Linked DNA regions of Homo sapiens: region 1 is linked to region 2. A link is a contact called in ENCODE Hi-C or POLR2A ChIA-PET data. All regions are on one chromosome and are shown on one strand. Each heading gives the region's core, a stretch centred on a gene start or an enhancer-like site at or near the end of the contact. The rest is flanking DNA. Distances are from core to core; before and after follow the strand shown. Region 1 overlaps CRTC3-AS1 (CRTC3 antisense RNA 1). Region 2 overlaps ZNF710 (zinc finger protein 710).

The links. A loop is a pair of places that touch in the nucleus more often than their neighbours do. ChIA-PET counts read pairs that join two places held with the same protein, here RNA polymerase II (POLR2A). Pooled maps may share reads with other maps.
Region 1: a loop to region 2 is called in a map with no recorded cell type, with 12 times the contacts of the local background. The contact joins two enhancer-like sites. A Hi-C loop is called at or near these places in 2 of 37 single-sample maps with no recorded cell type and 3 of 50 pooled maps. POLR2A ChIA-PET finds 5 or more read pairs at or near these places in 1 of 52 experiments (activated CD4-positive, alpha-beta T cell).

The regions. Positions count from the first base shown.
Region 1 is chr15:90,681,592-90,688,982 of GRCh38, reverse strand. The region is part of intron 2 of CRTC3-AS1 (CRTC3 antisense RNA 1); the gene reads left to right. Among named protein-coding and RNA genes, the nearest start is that of LINC01585, 25 kb to the right of the region's middle. RefSeq lists an enhancer at 5,426-5,926. Within about 2 kb of position 2,327, at least 3 of the 41 ENCODE cell types and tissues checked have a DNase peak (open chromatin) inside an H3K27ac peak, as active enhancers do.
Region 2 is chr15:90,058,139-90,065,402 of GRCh38, reverse strand. All of the region lies in intron 1 of ZNF710 (zinc finger protein 710), which reads right to left. Among named protein-coding and RNA genes, the nearest start is that of ZNF710-AS1, 20 kb to the left of the region's middle. RefSeq lists a silencer at 1,454-1,513 and enhancers at 5,604-5,653, 5,664-5,723, 5,844-5,963, 5,789-6,500. Within about 2 kb of position 5,727, at least 23 of the 41 ENCODE cell types and tissues checked have a DNase peak (open chromatin) inside an H3K27ac peak, as active enhancers do.

The DNA.
Region 1 (7,391 bases), core at 1,078-3,577, 630 kb before region 2:
TTCATATCAAACAAAGTAGGCATCAAGATAAGGAGTACTAGTAGATACAAGAAGAAAAACTTTATAGAAGAATCAATTCATCAAGAATACTTAACAATCCTAAATGTGTGCACTTAGTAACTATTAGTTTGCTAGGGTTGCCATAGAAAGCCACCACAGACTGATGGTGTCAATAACCAAAATTTATTTTCTCACAGTTCTGGAGGTTAAACATCCAAGACATTGGTGTCGACAGGGTTGATTCCTTCTGAGGGCCATCTTCTCCCTTTGTCTACATATTATCTTCCCTCTTTCTGTGTCTGTGTCAGAATTTCCTCTTCTTATAAGAACACCAGTCATATTGGATTAGGGCCTACCCTAATGACCTCATTTTAACTTAATTATCTCTGTAAAGACCCTAGCTCCAATTACAGTCATGTTCTGAGGTACTCAGAGTTAAGACTTACACATACAAATTTTGGGGGAGGACACAATTCAGTCCATAACAGTAATGGGGCTTCAAAATACATGAAGGAAAAGCTAATAGAACTAAAGCAATAACTAGGCAAATCCACAGTTATGATTAGAGATTTTAATATCTCTCTGTCAGTCACTGATAGACCAAGAAAACAAAAATCACTAAGTATGTGATTTTATTGAATGACACAATTAACCAACCTTGCCTAACTGACATTTATAAAACACTGTGCCAAATAACTACAGAATACACTTTTTTTTTTCAAGGACACATAAAAAATTCCCCATGATAGACCATATGCTGGACTATAAGTAGGTCAATAAATACTAAGAGGCTGATATCTTATAGATGATGTTCTCTGACCACAATGGAATTATATTAGATAGAATAACAAAAACAAATCTAGAAAATCCCCCAGTAATTGGAAATTAAACAACATACTACTAAGTAACTCATGGGTCAAAGAATAAATCACAAAGGAAATTTAAAGATATGTTAGGCGAGGCATGGTGGCTCATGCCTGTAATCCCAGCACTTTGGGAGGCCGAGGCAGGCAGATTGCTTGAGATCAAGAGTCCAAGACAAGCCTGGGCAACATGGTGAAACTGTCTCTACAAAAAAATACAAAAATTAGGTGGGCATGGTGGTGCATGCCTGTAGTCCTGGCTACTCGGGAGGCTGAGGTGGGAGGTGACCCTGGGAGGTAGAGGCTACAGTTAACCCATGATTGTGCCACTGCACTCCAGCCTGGGTGACAGAATGAGACCCTGTTTCAAAAAGCCCACAAAATTTCATTCTTTGAAAATATTAATAAAATTGATAAACTCCAGCACTTAGAAAGAAAGAGAGAAAAAAAATGGGGCCAGAGTAAAAGTTATAGCGTTTCTTATACTGTGCTTATGGGATTTCTCTATGTTTGAACTTAACAGTCAGCCCTCCATATCCATGGGTTCTGCATCTGTGGACTCAACCAACCTTGAATCAAAAGAAATGTTTTTATTTTCTGTAGTGAACATGTGCAGACTTTTTTTTCTTGTCCTTGTTCCCTAAATAATACAATATAACAACTATTTACATAGTATTTATACTTTATTAGGTATTATAAGTAATCTAGAGATGATTTAACATTCTGTATATGGGAAAATGTGCATAGGTTATATGCAAATACAACCCCATTTTATATCAGAGACTTGAGCATCCATGGATTTTGGTGTCTGAGGGAGGTCCTGGAACCGATCCACTATGGATATCCAGGGATGACTGTATATCAAAATAAAAATTTAAACAAGGTGGGTGAAATGTGCCAAATGCTACTATTGTAGGCCTCATATTTTGGTCAAGAGAGATTGTCTTTTTCTGCTGAAATGAAGACAGTAGTGGGAGAGGTGTGGAAAGGAATAAAAGTTATGGTTGAAGGAATGGGAGGGCTGAGTCAGTCCTTAGATGGAATATGACAATGGCCTTTACAAATTAGGCTCCTGTGCACCTGCCCTTCTGACCTGGATGCCTACATAAGCTGTGTGGTATCTTTGTCATATGGAGTTTTCTGAGCCACATGAGGTTTCCAAACTAGTTTTCATTCTCTCAGTGTTTCTTGTAATCAGCACTTAAGCTCCTCTTACAGATCTAACCTAAACAGCATGTAAAGCCAAGTTTTTTTTTCTCCTTCAATGTTATGGGGAAAGAGGATTATGTTTTATAGGGGGAGAAGACAGGTGTTTGAATTTAGACCTCATGGATGAAAACAAGCCTCATGTTGCATCTGAATCAGAAACAAGGCAGAGTCATTTCTTTATTCTAAAAGCCAACGGCTGCTCAGAGACAAGCAGATTGAACCACTTCCTCCCTGCACAGAAATTCTCAGGGTATACACACGCACACATTTACACACACATATGGTTAGAAGAACAAAGAAAAGAAGCAAAAAGAAAACTAATTCACTAATGATGTCATTTGCAACTACAGGGCATAGTTATATGTCTCATATCACCTAATTTCCTCCAAAAAGCGTGTTTCATGAGTCCAAGCAATTCTCTCATAGCAGTAAGTTTAAGAGTTACATTGTAGACAAGCACTAATCAAGTAGCCAAGACAGGCTAAAAGAAAAGAAAAAAAGAGACATTGTTTCCTTTTAGATTTTTATTATGAAAAATTTCAATATGCACAAAAGAGAAGTGTAATGAAGTCTTCATATACCCATCACTCAGACTCAGCAATCCAATTACAATGAGTTGGCAAAAACTATAAAAGAGGAAGCATGCAATTTGGAATCTAGAGCAGGCCACAGTTAAATTTAGCTTTACTGGGACCTTGTTTCAACATGATTAATCAACTAATCAAAGCTCGTTTGACTTCGGTTTCCTTATCGGCATAAAGAAAGGCTAGTCTCAGCCCACCATCTGCGTCAAGTGTATAGGTTCAGGTGGAAGGCTCAGGCTCTGTTCAAGATTCTGTGTCTTCGTTGATTTATTTTTAATCAAGTTTTTGGGGACAAAAAGGCTTTAGCTTATTTTTAATTTAATTTTTTTTAAGAGACAGAATCTTACTCTGTTTCCCAGCCTGGAGTACAGGGTGTGACCATAGCTCCACGCGGCCTTAAAACTCCTGGGCTCAAGCGATCCTCCTGCCTCAGGCTCCCAAGCGGCTGGAACTACAGGTGCATGCCACCACACCTGGCTGCTTTATGTTACTTTCTACATTTTCTCAGCGAAAGTGAGACTTAACATTTTCTAACTCTACAATCTGCTGTGTTTAAGATAGTGAGCAGGGTATCTGTGTGAAGATGATCACTGGGCAAGGAGATCTCTGAACCTGGGTCTCAGGGGAGAGTTCTGGGACTGGAGATCTGTTAGAAGTGACAGTCTAATGTGGGAGACGATGTCAAGAAAAAGAGTTGGGAAGGGGAGTAAGGCCTGGGTAGAGCTCTGTAGAACATTCACATTCAGGTCAGAGGAGGCACATGCAAGAGCTCGGGCATGACAGAGTCCTGGGAGAAAGAGAAATAAAAGGGTCGACCACATCAAGGGAGTGGAGGATGCTAAAGTCCTTCAGAGTGAGGCAGGAGAAAGGCTTGGCACAAAGGCTGAGGGGCAGAGAGAAAAACCTAATTTCAGCCGGGCACAGTGGCTCACGCCTGTAATCCCAACACTTTGGGAGGCTGAGGCGGGCGGATCACCTGAGTTCAGGAGTTCAAGACCAGCCTGGCCACCATGGTGAGACCTTGTTTCTACTAAAAGTACAAATAAATTAGTTGGGCATAGTGGTGCACACCTGTAGTCCCAGATACTCAGGAGGCTGAGGCAGGAGGATTGCTTGAACCCCAGACGTGGAGGTTGCAGTGAGTGTAGATTGTGCCACTGCGCTCCAGCCGGGGTGACAGAGCAAGACTCCATCTCAAAAAGAAGAGAAAAATAATTTCTGTCCAGCTCTCCCCACCCCTCCCTACTTGCTTCCTCCTGGTCCTTTTCAATTCTGGAATCCCTGGCTTCTTTGTCCCCAAGAGACACCTTTCCCCCAGTCTTCTATCATCTCTTTCTCCCCATTCCTCCCGGACTAGCTAATTCCTACTCATTGGTCAGATCCCAGCCTGAAAATCTCTTCTTGACCTTTCAGGCTAGATCTGATCCCACAGTAATACACTCTGTACTTCTCCATCAAGCATCTCGGTCGTCTTTGTGTATTTTCATGACTCTGACCAATGCCCAGGCAGTTAGCTCCATGAGGGTAGAGACCAAGTTTATAACAGGTGCCTACCTCAGGGTCTGGCCCAAGTGTGCTCAGTAAAGAGTTATTGAATGGATGAATGAATCAATGAAGGTAAGTAGGTGTTGGCATAGCCTCAGGACTCAAGGCCAGATATTCTTTCTGGAACTGCACAGAAGTTCTAGTTTATCGTCTGCAGTTGACATTGACAACCCTGGGTAACACCAACCACTGTGTACCCTACTGCTGCTCCCATGGCCAAGGTCCTGCCCGGGCCAGGCCAGCTTACTGCTCTCCAGGCTCAGCCTGGCGGTCTGAGCATCGCTGACCATCTTAGGGAGAGATGCTTCTGGGGACTGATGAGGGGGGAAGCCAGACTGGAATGCGTGGGAGGTGAGGAAAGGGAGATTGTGGATGCAGACAGCTTTTTCACAAGTTTGGCTTTGAAAGGGAGGAGAGAATTAGGAGGTAGCTGCAAGGAGATTTGGGGTTTTCAAAGCAGTTTTTTGTTTGTTTTTTTAATTTCAGGAGAGATTTAAATATGTCTAAATGTCAGTGGGCAGGTTCTAGTTAGGAGGGAGAGGTTGAGTAAATAGGAATGGGAAAGAATCCTGAGGCGAGGAGAAGAGGGGCCTCGAATGAGCACCTGGATGGTAGTTAGCAGGCTCCTTCTGCCTCAGGCTTGGCTGAGGCCCCAGACAGGCAGGGCAGCCCCTCCCAATCCCAGCATGGGATGCTAGACCACCTATGCAGGGCTGGGAGGGAAATGTCTGAGAACTGGTAGTTCTGAGTCACTGTATTGACCACCCACATCCAACTTATAAAGCGGTTGGACAGGCCGAGAGAGAGGAGCCAGAGACTAGGAAGCAGGTTTATTTTTTATTTTTTTAATTTTTTATTATTTTTATTATTATTTTATTTTTGAGACAGAGTTTTGCTCTTGTCACCCAGGCTGGAGTGCAGTGGCATGATCTCAGCTCACTGCAACATCTGCCTCTTGGATTCAAGCGATTCTTCTGCCTCAGCCTCCTGAGTAGCTGGGATTACAGGCATGTGCCACCACGCCTGGCTAATTTTGTATTTTTAGTAGAGACAGGGTTTCACCGTGTTGGTCAGGCTGGTCTCAAACTCCTGACCTCAGGTGATCCAGCCGCCTCAGCCTCCCAGAGTGCTGGCGTTACAGGTGTGAGCCACCTGCCCGGTGGAAGCAGATTTCTTTAGCAGAGGCTTGTACTGTGGAGCCCGCCCCCAGCCACACCCATGGGGGAGGGGTGAGTGCGTCCTGCTTTCCTCAGATCAACTGAGGGGGACACTGGAACCAGGGAGACACAGAGGTGTCCGAATCACACCTCGAAATCTACAGGGGCGTGTGTATGTATGTTGTCTGCCTGTCAGTCCACTGGGCTTTGGGGTTTTTTTAGTTATTATTATTTTTAATTAAAAAAAATTGAGATGGGTCATCTTGCTGCGTTGCCCAGGCCGGTCTAGAACTCCTGGGCTCAAGCGATCCTCCCACCTTGGCCTCCCAAAGTGCTGGGATAACAGGCGTGAGCCACCCGCCTGGTGTATGTACTCTTCCCTCAGCATTATGTTTTTGGGATTCACCTATGTTTCATGTATCAGTAGTTCATAATATTACACTATTAACTTTTCTTTTTTTTCTTTTTTGAGACGGAGTCTTGCCCTATTGCCCAGGCTGGAGTGCAGTGGCGTAATCACAGCTCACTGCAGCCTCCACCTCCTGGGTTCAAGCAGTTCTCCTGCCTCAGACTCCTGAGTAGCTGGGATTACAGGTGCCTGCCACCATGCTCAGCTTATTTTATATTACACTATTAACTTAAAGCTTATGATAAATATTGTTAAATTCCCCTCCAGAAAAATGTGATCAAGTTTTTTTAATTTTTTTTTTTTTTATTTTTTAAGAGATGAGGTCTTGCCATATTGCCGAGGCTGTTCTTGAACTCCCAGGCTCAAGCAATCCTCCTATCTCAGCCTCCTGAGTAGCTGGGACCACCTGTGCATACCACCACACCCGGCTAATTTTTGTATTTTTTGTGGAGATGGGGTTTCACCATGTTGCCTAGGCTGGTCTCAAACTTCTGAGCTCAAACAACCCTCCCGGCTTGGCCTCCAAAAGTGCTGGGATTACAGGCGTGCGCCACCATGCCCAGCCATGCTGGGCTTTGAAAAAGGGCTGCATCAAGAGACAGATGAAGGTCAGTCAAATGTGTGCATTCCAGATGTGGGTCACAAGCATGAGAGAGAGCGGCTGGCTGTTGGTCTAGATCAGTGGTTCTCACTGAGGGTGATTTTCCACCTGAGGGGATGTTTGGCAACGTCTGGAGACATTTTTGATTGTCACAACTAAGGGGTATTACTAGTGGGGGTCCTCTAGTGGGCAGAGGCCAGAGGTGAGGGGGGGATAGGAGGGCCTTGGAAGTTTGAGAGAGTGAAGAATTGAAGTAGTCATCCCATAAGTAGGGGAGCTAGGTGACACACAGTAGGTTGCCAAGTGTGGTGATGGCTACAGGCAAGATGTAAGAAAATGAAGGTTCCAGAGGTGGAGCCAGGACAGATTCCTGGAGGCCATTCGGGGGAGGGGGCTTCGATAGGATCCCCTAGTAGAGCCTGTGTACACTGGGGTCCATGACCCCGGCCCCTCAGCAGAGCTTCGCTGAAACCTGGAGTGGCACTGAGGATCTCTGGGAACAGTTCCTTCTTTTTTTTTTTTTGAGATGGAGTCTTGTTCTGTTGCCCAGGCTGGAGTGCAGTGGTGCAATCTCAGCTCACTGCAACCTCTGTCTCCCAGGTTCAAGCAATTCTCCTGGTTCAGCCTCTGGAGTAGCTGGGATTACAGGCACGTGCCATCACACTCAGCCAATTTTTGTATTTTTAGTAGAGACAAGGTTTCACCATGTTGGCCAGGCTGGTCTTGAACTCCTGACCTCAGGTGATCCTCCCACCTCAGCCTCCCAAAGTTCTGGGATTACAAGTATGAGCCGCCGTGCCCAGCCAGTTCCATTTTCTCTATTGCTGAAGGTCCTAGTGGTCACTCGTCCAACCTCCACATTCCTCAATGGCCCACATCAGATGAGTCAGTTCCTTCATCAGTGATGGCAGTGATTGCAGGGAACGCTCAGCCTCCTTGGCTCTGATTCTGCCTTACCAGAAGGGAGCCCTTCTGACTTGACCTCGTGGGTGCCATCGAGTGTGGTTCCAGCTCCGCATGTTC
Region 2 (7,264 bases), core at 4,478-6,977:
ACACCTGGCACATCTGAGGAGAGGGGATGGCATTACTGGGGCGACTCTCGCCTGCTTTGCTCCCAGGGCTCCCAACGGACCAACTACCAGCCTCTCCCAGGGCCACGGTCAGGCACACGGTCGGCGGCCCTTCCTCAGGAAACCGGCTCCGGGCAAGGCGTCCCCCTCCCCCCAGCGCCCAGCGGAGCTTCCCCTTCCTGAGGACGGCTAAAAATACCCCAGACAGGAATTTAGCCTCCTTGAAACGGACACCAAAGATTAAACTATTAAGCTTAGAGTGAGGCTCTCGTGGAAGGGATCAGATAGAAGGAAACCTCGGCCTGGGGGGTCAGGGTGCATCTGGAATAGGCCGCAGGGGCTAAACGTGCTTCCAAACCACCACACCCCACCCCAATGTCCAGCTGCTGGGAAATGCAGTCAGCGAGGACCTCGAGTGCCAGCTCAGTCACTTGCAAGTGACTAAGCAAAGTCATGCCAGTGGCTCAGTTTCCCTATCTGAAAAACGGGGATGAAAACACTCACCCATGGAAGGGTTGTGAGGGCCCACGGTCCTAACACAGGTGAAGCAGCTTGGTTCATTATAAGGCCCTAACCAACTGTAAAGAATCACTGTTGGCAGGGGCATGGTGGCTCACACCTGTAATCCCAGCACTTTGTGAGGCTGAGGCGGGCAGATCACTTGAGGTCAGGAGTTCGAGACCAGCCTGGCCAACATGGTGAAACCTCATCTCTACTAAAAATACAAAAATTAGCCGGGCGTGGTGGTGGGTGCCTGTAATCCCAGCTGCTTGGGAGTCTGAGGCAGGAGAATCACTTGAACCCAGGAGGCGGAAGTTGCAGTGAGCAGAGATCGCACCATTGCATTCCAGCCTGGGTGTCACAGTGAGACTCTGTCTCAAAGGAAGAAAAAAAGAACCATTATTATCTGCCCAGATCTCTGGGAGAAGGCTTTTCTGAAAAAAGCCACAGAGCCAAGAGATGTTTCCATTCTTGGGCCCCAAATTCAGCAAAGCTTAAGTGATTCTGAGGACAACCACTAGAGAACTCATTCATTCATTTGTACAATAAATAGCCGCTAAATCCCTGCTATGGGTTAGGGCTTGTGCCTGGAGACAGCAAGGTGAATGAGGCAGGGGTCCTGCCCCTTGGGGCCCACCACAGCCACCCCCAGTGCCCTCCAGCCACTGTCAGTTTTGCAGAGCACGCTGAGGAGCATGGCTGCCTCCTGTCGCGACAGTCCGTCTGACACAGCACCCAGCGGCAACCCTCCTGTCTGTTGTGGGGTTTGGGCAAATGATGTGTTCAGCAGTTTTTGTAAACTTCCCCAAAGGCAGGACCAGCAAGAAGGAGGAACTGAGCATCAATGGCCAAGCCAGTGCTTCCCCCTTGGCCCTGGATGCTGAGTTCAATCCAGGCTCTGCCGTCTACTAGCCGTGTGACATCAGGTGATTCTCATCTCTATGGGGGGGAAGAGGCTCCTGACTCATGGGACAGTGAGATGAGGATGTCAGTGTCGTTAGTTCCCTTCCCTCTCCTTTCCCCTGCAGCCTAATACCAGGAATCAGCCCCCTCCCGCCAACCTCAAGGGCGCGGGCATAAGGAAACAGTTAACACTGCTTTAGAGGTGAGGAGAGGGCAAAAACGTCAGCCAGCGAACTGCCTGTGGGAGCTGAAGTGTGGTTCCCTACAGCAAGGGTAACCATGGAGCTGACCGTCCACACCGGGCCCCTTTCTACAAGGGGCCACTCCTTATAGTCACACCAGGACACCTGAAGCAAACCCCTTCCCATATGAACAGGTAGTTTGGACTTGAGAAGGTGCGTCTGTGTCAGGAGCCTGTGCTTGGCTGTAGAAAGGGACTAACCCAGAGTCCTTGTTCCTGAGGGTTTGTGCCTAAGTGGGGGCAGGGCAGGGGCACAGAGAGCTGCCAACAACTGACGACAAACACCACGGAAGACCTACAGCTTCTCATTACAGACACTCACGAGGTCCCCAGTCAGCCATTTAATACTAGGAACAACCCGGGGGGCAGGGGTGGGGTAGTGCGCTCCCCACCTCACGCCCCAGGAAATCCAGGCTTGAATAACACACTCCCAAGTGCCCCATCAATGAAGGGGGAGTTGGGTCTGCAGCCAGGCCCGTGTGGCCCCACAGCTGGGTCCCATCTGTGCTCCTGCAGCTATGCACCCGCGGAGGTCACACCCGAGCCTGGCTCCTCAGTTCTCAGGAGCTGTCCTGGGTCACCACAGGCCAGCAGGGGCACGTAGGCACGACCTGGGCAAACTGCAACATGAAGGCTCGGGCTGCTTCCTGGCTGGCTGGTCCAGGGCCCCAGCCGGCTGGGGGAACTGGGGTCTCTCCTTCTACTAGAAGTCTTCATTGAGCCACTGCCCACCTGGGCAGTTGGCCCCACGCTTTCTTTTACACTGGCCTGGAGACTTGGCTGAGTAGAACACACACCACCCTGTAATGCTCTCTTTGTGAGGCTTATGGGGGCAGGCCCCGTGTCCATGTTGTCTTGTTCACTGGGGCGGCCAGGCAGGCTGTGTGTGTGTGCGCGTGCGCGCGTGTGTGTATGCAGAAGGGGCTCTGCTGAGGAGGGAATCTAATTTACCTGCGTTTCGCATGTGTGTTCTGCCTGCCTATCGCACACGGAAATGAGGAGTGGGGAGGCCCGGTATCACTCTGTTCTCCCTCCTCCTGGGCCAGCATTGTGCCTCGTGTCTCCTCACCCGCTCTGTTCCATCTCCCAGGCTAAACCCTTCTGTTTATGTCCTGGCACAGGGCCATCCAGGGCAGGAAGAGAGCCTGCCAGGTGTGCGTCACCTGTGTGCCAGGGCTGCCTCCCCACCCAACCCAAGGCCCCTCTGTCATCCGCCTGGGGCCCCACTGGGGCCCCTCCCTTCTTAGAGCAGGGCCTCTCCCACCACTTGTGCTAAGGACTCAGAACAAAAGCTCCCCCCATGTCCAGGAGAAAGGGGAGCTCAGACTGCCCCAGGCTGGCAAGATGAGGGGCGACCACTGGCTGGGATGTGGCGTGGCCTCCCACCAGGATGCCCTCGGTCCCCAGGGTGGGGAGAAAGTCAATGTGAAAGGCGGGGAAATAGACACAGATGAGCTGCCTGATTGTAGTTGTGCTGGGAGTGGGGGAAGGGAGGACATATCAGAGAGAGAGAGAGAGAAAGGGAGAGGGAGAGAAGAAATGAAGAGACAGGGAAGGGGGGGCAGAGGAGGAGCCTGAGTGAGGGGGAGGGAGAGAGAATGAGGCTGTGGAGGCCAAGAAACAAAGGCGGGAGGGGGAGGGGCGTGCAGTGACACCGGAAGCCCAGGACTGCCCTATTTCCCAGGGCTCGGCACCTCCACCTCCCAGGCCTGAGGGCCAGGCCAGCCCCTGGGGAGGGAACAAAGACTCATCGTCTGGGGGCCAGCAGGGGACCTTCCCCACCCAAGCAGGGACGCCGTCTCCTCAGAGCTCTGGAATCTCTAACTGTGACTTCACCTACGGCTTTGCCCCATGGGTCCTGTAAAGGCTGGGCAAGTCGCCTGGCTCCTCCACCTGTCTCCATTTCCTGATCTGTAAAATGGGCACAAGAGCCTACTTGGAACGGGAACTATTGACCTACCTGCTGGTTACCAGGGTCCCTTCCCCAAGCTGTGACAGCACCTCCTCTCATCCCACACTGCTCACAACAGTGCTCCTTTCCTCTCATGGGGACCCCATCACTCTAGGAGCAGAGGAGGGTCGGGTGGGATCAGGGTGGCTGGTGTCCCTTGGGACACAGATCTCAGGGCAGAGAGTGGGTGAAGACACCCAAAACCTGGTCTCGCACGACAGGAGCCATTTTGAAGGAAGAACCAACAGGACCTTGTGGCCACCTGGACACTCTTTGACTAGTTCCCACCACCAGGGAGATCTCAAACACCAACTGAAGGGCGGGCGCGGAGGCTCACACCAGTAATCTCAGCACTTTGGGAGGCTGAGGCAGGCGGATCACTTGAGCTCAGGAGTTTGTGACCAGCCTGGGTAACGTGATGAGCTCTCATCTCTGCAAAAAAAAATGCAAAAATTAGCTAAGTGTGGTGGCATGCCTGTAGCCCCAGATATTTGGGAGGCTGAGGCAGGAGAATCGCTTGAGCCCAGGAGGCGAAGGTTGCAGTGAGCTGAGATCACGCCACTGCACTCTAGCCTGGGTGACAGGCGTGAAACCCTGTCTCAAAAAACAAAACAAAAAAAAGTATAGAAATAAAGAAAAAGCAAGCAAGCAAACAAACAAAAACAACCAATAGACAGAGGTCTGGGGCTTCTGCCAGGCCAGGCTTGGGACATCACCAACCACCCGTGATCAATGTAATTTGATGACTATTTCCTGAAGGTCCAGTGAGCCCATACTCCCTGACACAGCCTCAGCAGTGCCTCGAACTTATCCTGGAAGGCAGGCTTGCCTGTTGGCTCCTCATCTTGGCCTTGAATCACCAGGTTGCTCAGAGACTGCAGTCTCCAGCCCTGCAGCTGAACCTCTGACTTTTTATTTATTTATTTATTTTTTGAGACAGTGTCTTGCTCTGTTGCTCAGTCTGGAGTGCGGTGGAGCAATACTGGATCACTGCAACCTCTGCCTCCTGGGTTCAAGCAATTCTCCTGCCTCAGCCTCCAAAGTAGCTGGGATTACAGGCGCCCACCACCATGCTCGGCTAATTTTTTATATTTTTAATAGAGACAAGGTGTTCACCATGTTGGCCAGGCTGGTCTCGAACTCCTGACCTCAGGTGATCCACCTGCCTCGTCCTCCCAGAGTGCTGGGATTACAGGCGTGAGCTACTGCGCCCGGCCTGACTTTTTATTTTTTTAAGAGATGGGCCTTCCTCTATTGTCCAGGCTGGAGTGCAGTGGTGCCATCATAGCTCACTGCAGCCTCAAACTCCTGGGCTCAGGCAATCCTCCTGCCTCAGCCTCCCAAGTAGGTGGGACTAAAGGCATGTGCCACCACACCTGTCTAATTTTACATTGTTTTTGTAGAGGTGGAGTCTTGCTAAGTTGCCCAGGCTGGTCTTGAACTTCTGGGGTCAAGCGATCTTCTCACCTTGGCCTCCCAAAGTGCTGGGATGACAGGCCTAAGCCACTGTGCCAGGCTTGAGCCACTGATTTAATGCACATTTACTAAACCTATTAGGTGCTTGCTTGTGGGTAGATAGAAGGGGCAAATTAAAGTTCTCACCCTTGGGGAGTTGACTTGCGTAAGCTCAGTCCACATGAAGCACCCGGATCTCTGGGAGGCGGGGGCTGCAGTATGGGGGTGGGGTGGGGTGGGGACAGGGACTGAGGACTGGCTTCCGTGGAGGCAGTTCAGGACCCAACAGAGCAAGAGCGGGGAGGGGGCTCCTGACCCTGGGTCTGGCATTCAAGCCCTCCAGGATGTGGCTCTGGGCCTTTTGCCCCTTGGAGTCCAGGGCCCTGGGGCTGGAGAGGCTGAAGCTGGAGTGGGCGGGACAGGTAACCAGGTGGGAGGAGAAGAGGAAGTTCCAGGCCTGTACACCCGCTGTGAAAAACATGCACGGGATTTCACCGCCTAAGGAAACCAGCCTCTTGGTTTCCCCTGTTGTCCTCCTCGCAGGAGGCTTCAAGGGAAACTCTACTCACATGCGCAGAAGGGAAGAGGAAGCGAGAGCTGGAAGGCCTGTGCCTCGGGGCCCCTTGCCACAGTCTCACTTCTGCCCAGCCCACAGGCCTCAGGAGCCAGAGGCCCAGGGAGCTGCCGCCGGCACGGGGGAGGGGCAGGGGAAGTTCGAGAGTCTCTTCCTCCTGCGATCCTGTCTCTGCCTTGCTTCCCCTTTCTCTGTGGACAGATTCACTGAGCCCCACCTCTGGGAGTCAGAGTGGCTGGGCCCCTGACACAGGGCCACCAACCCACAAACCCCCGTGATGCGCACCATACCCGGCCCTGTTAACAGATGAGGAAACTGAGGCCCAGGGAGGGGAAGGGAATGGTCCAAGGTCACACAGTGAGACGGTGGGGGAGCAAGGGCTAGAATGCAGGTCTCCGGCCCCGCAGCCCCCACAGCCTTTTGGTAGGCGGGATGCACTGCCCATGCCTTCATTTGCTGCCCAAGATGGCTCCCAGGCAGGCTCCACTGCCCCTCTGCCCCCAACTCACCGATGTTTCCTACCTTGGGGCCTCTGCACAGGCTGATTCCCCTGCCAGGACTGCCCTTCCCTCGAACTGGGTGAATTTCCCATCATCTTTGAGGATTTAGTGCAAGCACTGCTTCCCTTGAAGTACATGAGGACAGGATGAGGACCCTCTCTCAGCCTGAGACCATCACTGTCGTGGTAAATCATATGCGTCATCTTGGCTAAGCTATGGTGCCCGGCTGTGTGCTTGGCTAAGCTAGATGTTGCTATGAAGGTATCCTGTAGATGTGACTCACATTTACAATCGGTTGACTTTAAGAAAAGCAGATGACCCTCCATAATGTGGGTGGGCATCAATCAGTTGAAGGCCTTAAGGGCAAACATTGAGGCTTCCCAGAGAAAGAATTCTGCCTTGAGACTGTAACTTATGAATCTTGCTGAGTTTCCAGCCCCCGGGTCTGCCCTGCAGATTTTGGACTTGCCAGCCCCCACAATCACAGGAGCCAATTCCTTAAAAGAGACCTCTCTGTGTACGTGTGTGTGTATATGTGTGTATATATATATATATATAAATATATAGTGTCTCCTACTGGTTCTATTTCTTACTCTAGAACCCTGACTGATACAATAATCACACTGTGGATCATCTCCCCTGACAGCCAGGCCACCCACAGGACAGTGACTGCAGAGGAACAGAGGGGGCCCAGCACGGGAGTGTCTCTAGAGAAAGACACCAGCGTACAGAAAAGGGAAGAGAAGGAAACTGACAGTCGCCAAGGGACCAAGACTGAATGCGGTAAGTGAGATGGAGAGTGAAACTCTTGCCTGAGAGTTCTACCAAGGCTTTGCTCTTCTCTGAGCACCTCACTCCCAGGACAGTCCTGCCTCCTCCTTGGGGTGGTGTCCAGGCAGCATAGGGAAGGGCCTCTCCAAATTAGTTAGCAAGAGCAGATGCACACTCTCAGTGACCTGACCTTGTCCGGTGAATCAAGCCAGAGGGCCCTCCCCACCCCAAGTGCCTTCTTCCTTGCCTTCCCCTGCTAATGGCAGAGTCCCCAGGAGCTCAGGCCCAGGAGCTCTGAGTGCTTTCTCACCTGACGCCCTCCCAGGTGAGAGAGCCCCTCCCACAGGGCC